Regions from separate parts of the Homo sapiens genome. Here regions 1 and 3 are each linked to region 2. A link is a contact called in ENCODE Hi-C or POLR2A ChIA-PET data. All regions are on one chromosome and are shown on one strand. The core of a region is the stretch at or near the end of the contact, and the rest is flanking DNA. Distances in the headings are between cores, read along the strand shown.

What was found. Hi-C counts contacts between places; a loop is a spot of excess contacts on that map. ChIA-PET counts read pairs that join two places held with the same protein, here RNA polymerase II (POLR2A). Pooled maps may share reads with other maps.
Region 1: a loop to region 2 is called in a pooled map, with 4 times the contacts of the local background. The contact joins the promoter of LINC01891 here to the enhancer-like site in region 2. A Hi-C loop is called at or near these places in 5 of 168 maps with a recorded cell type or tissue (Caco-2, IMR-90, endothelial cell of umbilical vein and 2 more) and 7 of 50 pooled maps. POLR2A ChIA-PET finds 5 or more read pairs at or near these places in 6 of 52 experiments (CD4-positive, alpha-beta T cell, CD4-positive, alpha-beta memory T cell, activated CD4-positive, alpha-beta T cell and 3 more).
Region 3: a loop to region 2 is called in a map of PC-9, with 8 times the contacts of the local background. The contact joins two enhancer-like sites. A Hi-C loop is called at or near these places in 9 of 168 maps with a recorded cell type or tissue (CD4-positive, alpha-beta T cell, CD4-positive, alpha-beta memory T cell, CD8-positive, alpha-beta T cell and 6 more), 1 of 37 single-sample maps with no recorded cell type and 14 of 50 pooled maps. POLR2A ChIA-PET finds 5 or more read pairs at or near these places in 5 of 52 experiments (CD4-positive, alpha-beta T cell, CD4-positive, alpha-beta memory T cell, MCF 10A and 2 more).

Annotation. Positions count from the first base shown.
Region 1 is chr2:234,452,406-234,456,619 of GRCh38, forward strand. It overlaps LINC01891 (long intergenic non-protein coding RNA 1891), which reads right to left and starts at 2,190. Exons shown (of 3, transcript NR_146988.1): 1 at 2,080-2,190. It also overlaps the pseudogene HSPE1P9.
Region 2 is chr2:234,134,530-234,138,347 of GRCh38, forward strand. No RefSeq gene overlaps it. Among named protein-coding and RNA genes, the nearest start is that of SPP2, 86 kb to the left of the region's middle. Within about 2 kb of position 2,087, at least 8 of the 41 ENCODE cell types and tissues checked have a DNase peak (open chromatin) inside an H3K27ac peak, as active enhancers do; they include CD8-positive, alpha-beta T cell, PC-9, mammary epithelial cell and 1 more, where a contact is called at or near this core.
Region 3 is chr2:234,420,051-234,424,046 of GRCh38, forward strand. No RefSeq gene overlaps it. Among named protein-coding and RNA genes, the nearest start is that of LINC01891, 33 kb to the right of the region's middle. Within about 2 kb of position 2,306, at least 11 of the 41 ENCODE cell types and tissues checked have a DNase peak (open chromatin) inside an H3K27ac peak, as active enhancers do; they include CD8-positive, alpha-beta T cell, PC-9, mammary epithelial cell and 1 more, where a contact is called at or near this core.

The DNA.
Region 1 (4,214 bases), core at 940-3,439, 320 kb after region 2:
GAGAGAGAGAGAGAGAGAGTGTGTGTGTGTGTGTAGGCTTTATTGATGCACCTGTAACTGGAACTCTCTTCTTACCTCTTAGACCTCAGCTCTCTGCAGAGACCCCTTAAGTAACTGACCAAAAATAACCAGCCCTGTTACTCACTACCACACCTGTTTTTTTTTTCTTATCGTGAGCCATGATAAGCTTGTTTGCCTGCTCCTTTTCTACCTCAACCTTCATGAAGACAGAGATTTGTTTTCTTTTTTTTTTTTTTCTTTTTGAGACGGAGTCTTGCTCTGTCGCCCAGGCTGGAGTGCAGTGGCACGATCTTGGCTCACTGCAACCCCTGCCTTCTGGGTTTCAAGCAATTCTCCTGCCTCATCCTCCCGAGTAGCTGAGACTACAGTCACCCACCACCATGCCTGGCTAATTTTTTTGTATTTTTAGTAGAGGCTGGGTTTCACCATGTTGACCAGGCTGGTCTGGAACTCCTGACCTTAGGTGATACACCTGCTAGGATTACAGGCATGTGCCATTGTGTCTGGCCGAGATCTGCTTTCTTTATTTTATGTTTAATCCATGTCCAATACAGTGCCTGGCCTAACTCAAAAGCTATTTATTGAATGCACAAAATGTGCATATGGGACATTTCACAAGAAAAGTGGCTTGGTAGGAGTTGGTAAATGAAGAGGCTAGATCTATGAAAGTTCTCACCAAGCAAGGTGGTATCCTCAGAGACAGGACACTAGGGAAAGACTGGGAGGGTTTCTTCAGGAATGTGAGGAATTTTGTAGATATTTGGAATCTCTTGCCCTCATGGTGAGTAGTCAGAAAGAAACAGACCCATAGGATACAGGGAACAAGAACATAAAGAAGACAGCCAGGATTGAGAAAGTGGCCAGTGAAGCCACGAGAGCAGGTGTATTTTCACAGGGGCAGAGAGTAAAAAATAACAACCAAGAGCGTGGGTGAATGCCAAGGCAGCCTCAAGAGAAACAGGCAAGAACCAAGCCCTGGGAAAGTAGCACGTCAGGACTTGGCTGCAGGGACAGGGGTAAGCCCGTCAGAGCCCCTGCATGGCTTTCAGATTACACAGACTTTAACCGCCCAGTTTACCCTCACCCCAAACCTTTATAAATCACCTAAGAGCTAGAAGGAGCCTATAAGGTATTTTGTCCAACACTCTTATTTTACAATTGAAAAACAATGAGTTAAAACTGGGCCTGGTTATTGACAGAGGTGGGTCTACCATCTAACTGTGCCTTCTTGTCCAGCATTTCCTCCACTTCCCATGTATCCAGAACCTAGAATTAAAACAACTGGCCGGGCACAGTGGCTCATGCCTGTAATCCCAGCACTTTGGGAGGCCAAGATGGGAAGATCATGAGGTCAAAAGATCAAGACTGTCTTGGCCAACACAGTGAAACTCTGTCTCTACTAAAAATACAAAAAATTAGCCAGGCATGGTGGCACGTGTCTGTAGTCCCAGCTACTCGGGAGGCTGAGGCAGGAGAATTGCTGAAACCTGGGAGGTGGAGGTTGTGGCGACCCAAGATCGTACCACTGCACTCCAGCCTGGGCAACAGAGCAATACTCCATTTCAGAACAAAAACAAAAAGAAAAACAAACCATGTTCTAAGTATTTCAAACATTTGTCTATTGTCTGTAGGATTTACTCCCTCCAGTTTCCTAGCAGAGAGAGAAAAGAGTAAAATTAGAATGATATGCATTTATTTCAATATTGAAACCACATTTTGAAGAGTTCACTGAACTAAATGAAGAACCTAAGCTGGTCTATTAACTATAAGCAGACTTCGCACATGAAAAACGGGACATTTTCTGGATGATTGACACTAAATTCAACTTGGACAGTGAGCTAGCATCCAGGAGAGCCAGTTACTTTGGTTTTAACAAACCCCAGAGAATGGATTTCCAGTCCTGTCTACTCAGTAGAATCAACTAAAGTTAGTTTTCCCCAGCTACAAATATCTACAAGTGTTAGCTAAAATATGAAGTTTATTTAAAAATACATAGTTGAATTAACAAAGACAGAGATTCTCAAATGCTAGAAACAAAGAGAAAATTAAAAGCCATACCAATATAGTGTGTGTCAAAGGTGTAGTCATCAGGGCTGAGAGCAGGGAGTTATCTGACCCAGAAATAAGAGTTTTAAGTTAGCATCCACATGAAGACAGGAGAGGAAGTTTGGGGTAGGGTTGGAACGGAGAGCTTTATATAAAGCTGATATCTTTGAAACTCACCACCTTCAATGAAGAGGAAACAAAACCAACCCATCGACGTGCTGCTACCCAGGTCTCAGAAAAGAAAAAAAAAAAAAAGTCTGAATTTAAATTACTTGCGTGGGGCAGGAAACTCTAAGTTAAGCTTGTAACATATGAATTGGCCCTGGGTTGATAATACCCCTGTAGCAATTCAAGATATTGAGGTAACAAAATTATCTTAAAAGATTAAAAAATAAGTATGTTTGAAGTTATGAAAGCGATTTCAAAGAAGAAATAGAAAATGTAAGGAAGAACAACACGTAATGAAAACAGGACAGATTGACAAAAGGAACAACTAGAAGCACGAGGGATAGTTTGAATTGAGGATGGACTGAATAGATTTAGCTACGCTCTCTACTTTTTGTCATTAGTTATCATTAGTTTATTAAAAAAGACAGATCTGGAAATTATTTACATGATGAAAGATTTCAGAACTTCAGTGGAATGGGCAGCTTCAAGTTGATGTCATTTCAATAGTAACTTATTTCAGTCTACATACTTCCCAAGAATGCACCATCTCTTTTTTATGTATTTATTATTTTGAGAAAGAGTCTCACTCTGTCGCCCAGGCTGGAGTGCAATGGCATGATCTTGGCTCACTGTAACCTCCGTCTCCTGGGTTCAAGCCATTCTCCTGTCTCAGCCTCCCGGGTAGTGGGGTTATAGGCACACACCACCACGCCCGGCTAATTTTTGTATTTTTAGTAAAGATGGGGTTTCACCATGTTGGCCAGGCTGGGCTCAAACTCTTGACTTCAGGTGATCCGCCCACCTTGGCCTCCCAAAGTGCTGGGATGACAGGCGTGAGCCACAGTGCCCAGTCAGAATGTCACCGTCTCTAAATAAGAAATAATCCTTGTCATCTAGAACTACTCTGGTGCCTCCATATTCTAGGAGAAGAAATTTATCTCCAACTCTCATGCTAACTGGTTGAATCTCTCCACCCTTTCCTTTAGAACCTGATCCAACAGCTACTCCTTTTGCTTGCAATACTTTTCCTTGAGATTTTTCTGGAAGCATAATGCCTCCTTTGGTTACAGTTGTGGTGGCAATCCTTTCAACAAATACTCTGTCAAAGAGTAGAAGAAACTTTCTAAATGCTTGTCCTGCCATGACTTCCTCAACCGCAGACTCATACTCCGCTCTCGTGCAGCACCACAAGGAGAGATCCCTCTATTCTTAATTTATAATGACATCCTCCTTTGGTTTTTTGGTTCCATAAAAGCTCTTATTAAAAAAAAACAAAACAAAAAGAAAAAAACAGTGAAATGTTGAACTTTTTTTTAAAAAAATTTTACTTTAGGTTCTAGGATACCTGTGCAGAATGTGCAGGTTTGTTACATAGGTATACATGTGCCATTGTGGTTTGCTGTGCCTATCAACCTGTCATCTAGGTTTTAAGCCCCACATGCATTAGGTATTTGTCCTAATGCTCTCCCACCCTTTGCCCCCCACCCCCCGACAGGCCCCGGGGTGTGATGTTCCCCTCTCTGTGTTCATGTGTTCTCATTGTTCAACTCCCACTTATGAGAGTGTCGAACATTTTACGAGGTTGAATAATGTTCCTTCAAAATTTATGTCCACCTGGGACCTCGAAATTGGCCTTTGCACACAGGGTCTTTGCAGATGTAATCAAGCAAAGATGAGGTCATACTGGATTGGGGTGGATCCCCATCTAAATGACTGGTGTCCTTCTAAGGAGGCCATGTGAAGACACACATAGAAACGCAGAAACACAGAAATATGGAACAGAAAGCCATGTGATGACAGAGGCAGAGAGGGGAGCAATACAGCTGCAAGCCAAGAAATGCCAAGGACTGCTGGTATAGGGGTCAAGGGAACTCTCCTTCCACTCTCTGAAGGTGTGATGATTTGAGTCTCTGAAATAAACATTACAGTAGACAGATTAACAGGAGAAAAGGCACACAAATTTATTACATGCATAAAGC
Region 2 (3,818 bases), core at 837-3,336:
GACCTGTGCATTCCTGCAGCCAGAATCAAGCCCGGCACTCCTCAAACCTGCCAGATGATAAGAACCCCTTGGACAGATGCTCACATGACCAGCCTCATCCTTGGAAATGCTCATCAGTGGTTGTGGGTTGAGGCATGGGAATCAGTGCTGAGTAAGTTCCCTAGGGTAATTCTTCTCCTCGGTGGCTGGGGAAACATGGACTATCTGATCGGGTGGTTCTCAGGCTTGTCTGCGATGACCTGGGGGAAGATAACAAAGAGAAAGACTCCATTTTTTATGTTTGACCACTGATGGCTTTCAATCCGTTATCTTTCCCTCCCGCTGGAACCACATCCAGGCAAGTTGATGAGAACATTGATGCCTTCTCCCTGGGTGCCTGAGTGCCCGTGGGGAGTTCAAATCCTGGCCTCTGTGCAGGAACCCTCAACCTGGCTGGCTCACTTTTAACCACAGTAAGAACCAATGCTACTGCCATTGCACCTACTTTATTTTCTCAAGCCCCCTGGACTGTATGGAGCCCAACTTGATCTCCCAAGAAAGTCACATTATGTGACCCTTTTCACAACCTAACAATGGAAGGGACCAGTCTGGGCAGCCTAACCAATTTTGGATGGCGGTTAATCCCACCCTCCATGGGGCACCTGCATGACAGGGGGCTTCAAAGGTCAATGCCTGGCCTGCAGAGTCAGATGTGAGCATCTGGGAGGCAGCCTGGCCATCAGTTTAAAGGTTCCTGGGTGATCCCTGGTGATTGCTGGGTGCAGTGGGGACTGAGGACGTGGGTCTCATTCTCCTCACGTCCCATCCAGTTGACTGTAGCTTTCTCTTAGCTGGCCTTGCCTCAGCCTGGTGAGAGCAAAGTCTGTGCATTTTTTGTTACCTTTCTATTCCCGGATCTTAGCTGAAATGCAGGCGCTGCTTAATTGACAGAAAGAAATGAAAAGGAATTGAATGCTTAGAAACAGTGATCGCATATCAGCCAAGTATACAACAAGAGTCAGGCCTCCCCCACTTTGACACTTTCTCCTCTCTATTGCTATTCATTTTGGGGACCTTTGGGGTAAAACTGCATGTTAAAATGTAAGGAATAAGACTCCAGCTGAGGAATAGGATTTTCACACCTAGAGTTTTTAAAAAATGCAACAGAGTCCGGTATCAAACTCTAAACAGAAACTGGATCGGGGATTCTTTAGAAGGGATTCCTAAAATGGGTGGCCCCAAGCCTAAACGACTTCAGTGGAATCTTCCAGTCTTGCATTCACCGTTACCAGCTGTTTGTAATGGGAGAGATTCAGTGACTCTTATCGGGCACTAGATGGCGATCAGGCATCAATAAGGCCCAACAACCGCCTCGGACCTGGGACCTGGGATTGGCTCCTCCAACCCTGGCCGCCACCCTGGGAAGTGGCCATTGTCATCTTGATTGTCTGTGGGAGACCAGTGAGGCTGGCGGTGGGGATTAGAACTTCACCCAAGGATCACACCCTCCTTCAACCCTTCCTGTGCAGCAGGTTTTACATTCATGTGCAGTGACCGCAGCCGAGGATGTGGGGCACAGCCCGTGAGAGAGACCAGGAGGTCAGCAGTGGTGGGAGTGTTGTGTGCAGTGCAGCCAGGGACCACGGAACGGGTCTCTGTGGCCGCTGGACCCTGCCCCACGGGCCTCAGGGAGGAAGAGCTCTTGAAGGCCGAGAAGGGGCTGTGCTCTAAGCCTGCTGCCCAGGCCTACCCTGCAGCCCCCAGGATGGTTTTCAGGATGCCTCTAATAACACCCATGTCACTCTTACCACTGGCCAAGCACCATTTTGAGCACTTTCCACAGATCAATGTATTTAATCCTCACACAAGCACAATGGGCTGGGTACTACCATCATTGTCATTCTATAGATGAGGAAACTGAGGCACAAGGAAATTACAAAGTTTGTTCAAAGTCATTTGTAGACCAAAAAAGAAAAGAAAGAAAAATTCTGAGCCCTTCAACCATCTAAATGGACCCCTCCTCTCTGCAAGGACATTCCAAAGCTAACCTGAAAAACTAGTTCAGGCCATGATGGGAGGCAGGGGTCAGAGGTCAGACATGCCTCATTATGCCCTCCTCCCTTTTGGAATTACTGATAGAACATTTACAGTGTATTCTCTCTGAAGCCTGCCACCTGGAGGTTTCACATGCATGATTAAATCTTGGTCTTCACAACCCTTTATCTTAACCCAGACATTCCTAAGTCCTCTGACAATAACTTAACTCTTTCAACCAATTGCCAGTCAGAAAATCTTTGAATCTGCTGATGATCTGGAATCCTCCTCCACTCCAAGCCCTGCAGCTTCCAGTTGACCCACCTTTCCGGACAGAACCAATGTTCATCTTACATGAATTTGATTGATGCCTATGTCTACCTAAAATGTATAAAACTAAACTGTCCCTGATCACGTTGGGCACATGTTCTCAGGATCTCCTGAGGGCTGTGTCATGGGCCATTGGTCACTCATATTTGGCTCAGAATAAATCTCTTCAAAGATTTTACAGAACTTGACTCTTTTCATCAACACATTCAACAAGTAGGTGACAGAGATGGGATTATGCTATTTTTTGAGACAGTTTCACTCTGCCACCTAGGCCGGAGTGCAGTGGCGCAATCTCGGCTCACTGCAACCCCACCTCCAGGGTTCAAACAATTCTCCTGTCTCAGCCTCCCAAGTAGCTGGGATTACAGGTGCACGCCACAAAGCCCGGCTAATTTTTGTTTTTTTTAGTAGAGATGGATTTTCCCCATGTTGGCCAGGCTGGTCTTGAACTCCTGATCTCAGGTGATCCGCCTGCCTCAGCCTCCCAAAGTGCTGAGATTACAGGCGTGAGCCACCGTGCCCAGCTGAAAAATGTTTTAGATAAATTTTGTTCAATTGAAAAAAAAAAAAACAAAAAAAACAACTTATTACCTCTTCAGACCTCCTTGAGATGAAGCAACTGACTCCCTCTCACAGGAAATTTCTATGACAGTCAACAAAAGCTGTCAAATTGCCTGCCTTTGTTCTTTGAGAAATTAGAACAGCCTCCAATGCCTGCAGGTTACATTTCCAACCAGTGACTCATTTCATTGAGATGGGTTCTTTTTCCTGCAACGATAGCAAGTTTGTTATACTAGTTGGGTCTTGGTGAGAACACTGACTAGGAACCAAAAAGAATTCCACAGCCCAGGACAATTAGGTCAAGCCATGAAAGCCCTTTAATTCTGGTAAAACCCCCTCAAAGGGGCATGTGAACGTAAGTCTTCACAGCCCTCTGGCGCCAGCACAATGGCAAAATCACTCCACCCAGAAGCACTTGGCCCCCAGCTGGGACGTTCTGGGTTCAGCCTGGCTCCTTGTCCCAAAGGTCCCTGGTTGGCACAGTGGGGCTCTGCACCATCTATCTGGTCCTCTCCAGGGATGGCAGGCATGAGGCGGCATGGGCAGCCTCCTGTGCCGGGAGACTCTGGCTTGCAAGTAGAAATTAAATTCATGTCTTTTGCTGTTGGTGTTATTTGGATACAAAATATCGTCTCTTTCAAATTAAGTTTTAAAGCATCGAATTTTAAACTACTGGCAAGATAGTGTGAAAACTACAGTGATTAGAAGGGCTTGGAACTATTCTCAGATTTTAGCTAAAATGTCACTTTCTTAGGGAAGCCTTTTGTGGCCATGCCTTCCCGATCCCTCCGTCATTCAGTCAAGACCTTCTGAAATGCCCTCCAGCACCACCGTCCTTCCTTCATCGTAACATCTTAATTAGTAATTATATACTAATATATGTGATTATTTGATGTGTGGCTGTCCCCAACTCC
Region 3 (3,996 bases), core at 1,056-3,555, 290 kb after region 2:
GGCTCACTGCAACCTCTGCCTCCTGTGTTCAAAAGCGATTCTCCTACCTCAGCCTCCCATGTAGCTGGGATTAGAGGCATGCATCACCACTCCTGGCTAATTTTTGTATTTTTGGTAGAGATGGGTTTTCACCATGTTGGCCAGGCTGGTCTCGAACTCCTGACCTCAGATGATCCACCCGCCTCGGCCTCCCAAAGTGCTGGGATTACAGGCGTGAGCCACCATGCCAGGCCCTCAGGCTTTTTCTCTTAAGACCTTTGGATTGGATGAGGCTCAGCCACATTATGGAGGATCATTGGCTGTACTCAAAGTCAGAAGATTTAAATGTTAATCACACCTAAAAAGTACCTTCCCAGCAGCATCCAGATTGGTCTCTGACCAAACATCTGGGCACCATAGCCCAGCCAAGTGGAGACTTCAAATTAACCTCTGTCAAGGGTGGCCCCCAGAAGTGTGGTTCTAAACAAGGCAGCAAGGGGGAGAGCGGGGGTTGTGGGTGGGAAGGAAGGTCTGTCAATAGCAGCACCACCCAGTTCAGGAACAAAAAGCTGCTGCCTGGTTGTTAACCTCTGAACTCCATGGCTGCAGCCCCCAAGTTAAACTGCTCCTTACTAACTGCAAACCAAACATGACGTCAGCCTGCTTGCAGTGCAGAGGCTGCAAGGAGATAATATTTATAGAGAATTCTTTGATTTCCTGGAGAAAGGTCAGAATCTGAATTGATGGGAATATAACTTCAGAATATGTAGACTCTTGCCGGGCGTACTGGCTCACGCCTGTAAGCCCAGCACTTTAGGAGGTTGAAGTGGGTGGATTGCTTGAGCTCAGCAGTTCAAGAACAGCCTGGGAAACACGGTGAAACCTCCTCAATACAAAAAAAAATAGCCAGGTGTGGTGGCACACTCCTGTAGTTCCAGCTACAGGTTCTGGGACTGTTCTGCCCACCTCAGCCTCCCAAAGTGCTAGAATTACAGGCATGAGCCACTGCACCCGGCCTGTTATGTGGTTTCTTAAGAAGCTACTCCTCCAGTTCCGGCAAGGCGGCTCATGCCTGTAATCCCAGCACTTTGGGAGGCCGAGGCAGGCGGATCACCTGAGGTCAGGAGTTCGAGACCAGCCTGGCCAACATGGCAAAACCCCGTCTCAACTAAAAATACAAAAATTAGCCAGGCGTGGTGGCATGTGCCTATCATCCCAGCTACTCGGGAGGCTGAGGCAGGAGAATTGCTTGAATCTGGGAGGCGGATGTTGCAGTGAGCCGAGATCACTTCACGCCACTGCACTCCATCCTGGGCAACAGAATGAGACTCTGTCTTGAAAAAAAAAAAAAGCTACTCCTCCAGCATTTCTTAATTATTTCCTGAGTGGTCCCTGGAGGTTCCCTTTGTCCCTCTGGGGATGCTTGAGTAGTAATAATTGCCCTGCCTTGCGTTAATATTGAACGTTCAGATGGCTTCCATGAGCATGATTCCATTCTACTTTTTACATGATCGCCCCAGGACTATCACATTCAGGTGGTCCTAAATAGGGACGGTTTAACCGTTAAAAAAAAAAAAAAAATAGAAGTGTACCAGCAGAATGAGTATGATTGCAAATAACAGCAAATATCCGCTTGACATGGCTTGAGCAATAATGTATTTGTATTTAGTGGGTAGTGGCACATGCAGAAGTGAAGATAGGGGATTGCCAAGTCATTTTTTTTTTTTTGAGATGGAATCTCACTCTGTCGCCCAGGCTGGAGTGCAGTGGTGTGATCTCCGTGCTCACTGCACCCTCTGCCTCCCAGGTTCAAGGGATTCTCCTGCCTCAACCTCCTGAGTAGCTGGGATTACAGGTGAGCGCCACCACACCTGGCTAATTTTTGTATTTTTAGTAGAGACAGGGTTTCACCATGTTGGTCAGGCTGGTCTCGAACTCCTGACCCCGTGATCCACCTGCCTCAGCCTCCCAAAGTGCTGGGGTTACAGGCATGAGCCACCGCACCCGGCGAGTACCAACTCATCTAAATGGAAGTGTGCTCAGATAGCAAGCAGGAGACATGGACTTCTGTGGCTTCCCATGATAACTGGGTTATGAGGACCAACTTTAAGCCTATATGTCAATCAGTTTATATGAGGTTGGACTGATTTCTACTGTGTGCAGCCTCTACAGGAGCATTTATACTGGTTTCCTTTTTTTTTTTCTTTCTACCTGTAGATATCTTTAAGATAAACAAGCTGAACACCATTAACTATGGTAACCTCTGCCATGCTGTCTCTGTTCCTTGAGATCAGATAGAGCCCGGACAGCAAAGAAGCACGTGGCCCTGATATTAAGATACAAGCATGCCAACAGCTTGCATTAGTATTTGTGGAATGGATGAGTGAGTCATGATATATTTCCCCAAGCTTCAGCTGGGTGTGTTTTTCATGTAACCATTACTCATAAAGTGTAAAGGTCAATTATGTTAGGAAGGAAGGAATGATTTTTGTCATCCATGCATAGGACACTCAGGTATGCTTCCCTGAGCTTCATGGAGCATGGTTCCCTGAGCTCACTCCTGCAAAGGCCACGCCTATTCATGAATGTTGACATTAACCAGAAGGTAGGGACTGTATATGTGAATTGAGCTTAAATCTGAGCTGAGGAATTCTATGACAAGTAACTTCAAACACGTCACTGAGTTTGAGTTTACCATAATGCATAAGACTATTTCTAAAACTTGTAATTGCTTCTGTTTATTTACAGAGTTTGATGCATATTTGAGCATTTATTTACTTATTCAAAATTCAAAAAGTTCCAAGAAGTATAAAAATGGCTGAACAGTGGCAAGAATTTTAGAAACCATAGAAAAAAACCCGACATTATTAGGGAACAAAACAAATAGACTAGGAGATAAAAATGAAGTTTTGTGTTGCAGAAGCTGGCAGGGATCCCCAGTGAGAGAAAAGAGGTATCAGGATGAGGAGAATGATAACCACAGCCTCATCACATAGGAGAGCGGCTGCTTCCGTCAACAGGGTGTGTGCTCACAGCTTCAGGTCTGCACCGCACAGCATGATGCTGAGACAGGAGGTCAGCACGTCACATAATTACAACTATATTCTTGTAGATGGCAGGATAATGGCATCCCCCCACCCTGCCCCCAAAAGATGTCCATGTCCTAATTTCAGGAACCTATGAATGTGTTATATGACATGGTAAAGAATTAAGTTTGTAGCTGGAATTAGGGTTGTCAATCAGTTGACCTTAAAATAGGGAAATCACCTGGGTTATGCAGGTGTACCATCACTAGGGCCCTTAAATGCGGAAGGAGGCAGAAGAGACAGGTGGGCGGGCGCGGTGACTCACACCTGTAATCCCAGCACTTTGGGAGGCTGAGGTGGAGGATTGTTTGAGTCCAGCAGTTTGAGACCAGCCTGGGCAAGATAGTAAGACTTTGACTCTACAAAAATAAAAAACTAACCAGGCATGGTGGTGCATGTCTGGGGTCCCAGCTACTCAGAAGGCCGAAGTAGGAGGATCACTTGGGCCCAGGGGGGTTGAGGTTGCAGTGAGCCATGCCACAATTTTGTCTGCACTGCAGCCTGTAGTGCAGAGCGAGACCCTGTCCCCATCCCCCACCAAAAAATAATAATAATAATAGACAGGTCGATGAGATGTGACAAAATATCAACCCTCTGTTAAGGCCACCAAAAATAAAAAATATTAAAAGGACACACAGCCCTGCCAACACCTTGATTTTAGCTCATGCCAGACTTCTGACCTTCAGAACTCTAAGATAATAAATTTGGTTTGTTTTAAGCACCACATTTGTGGTAATTTGCTACAGCAGCAATAGAAAACTGATACAATTATATTAATAATTTTAAAGACGGCATATTTTGCCAGGTAGAGTGAATCATCATTTTGAATGACTTTGAATCCAGAAGAAAATTTATGTAAGGAAAGGGCTTAATTGAAAACTAAAACATGAAAGTTCTTGGTGGCTGTGAAGGTTTTTCCTAGGACTGGAAA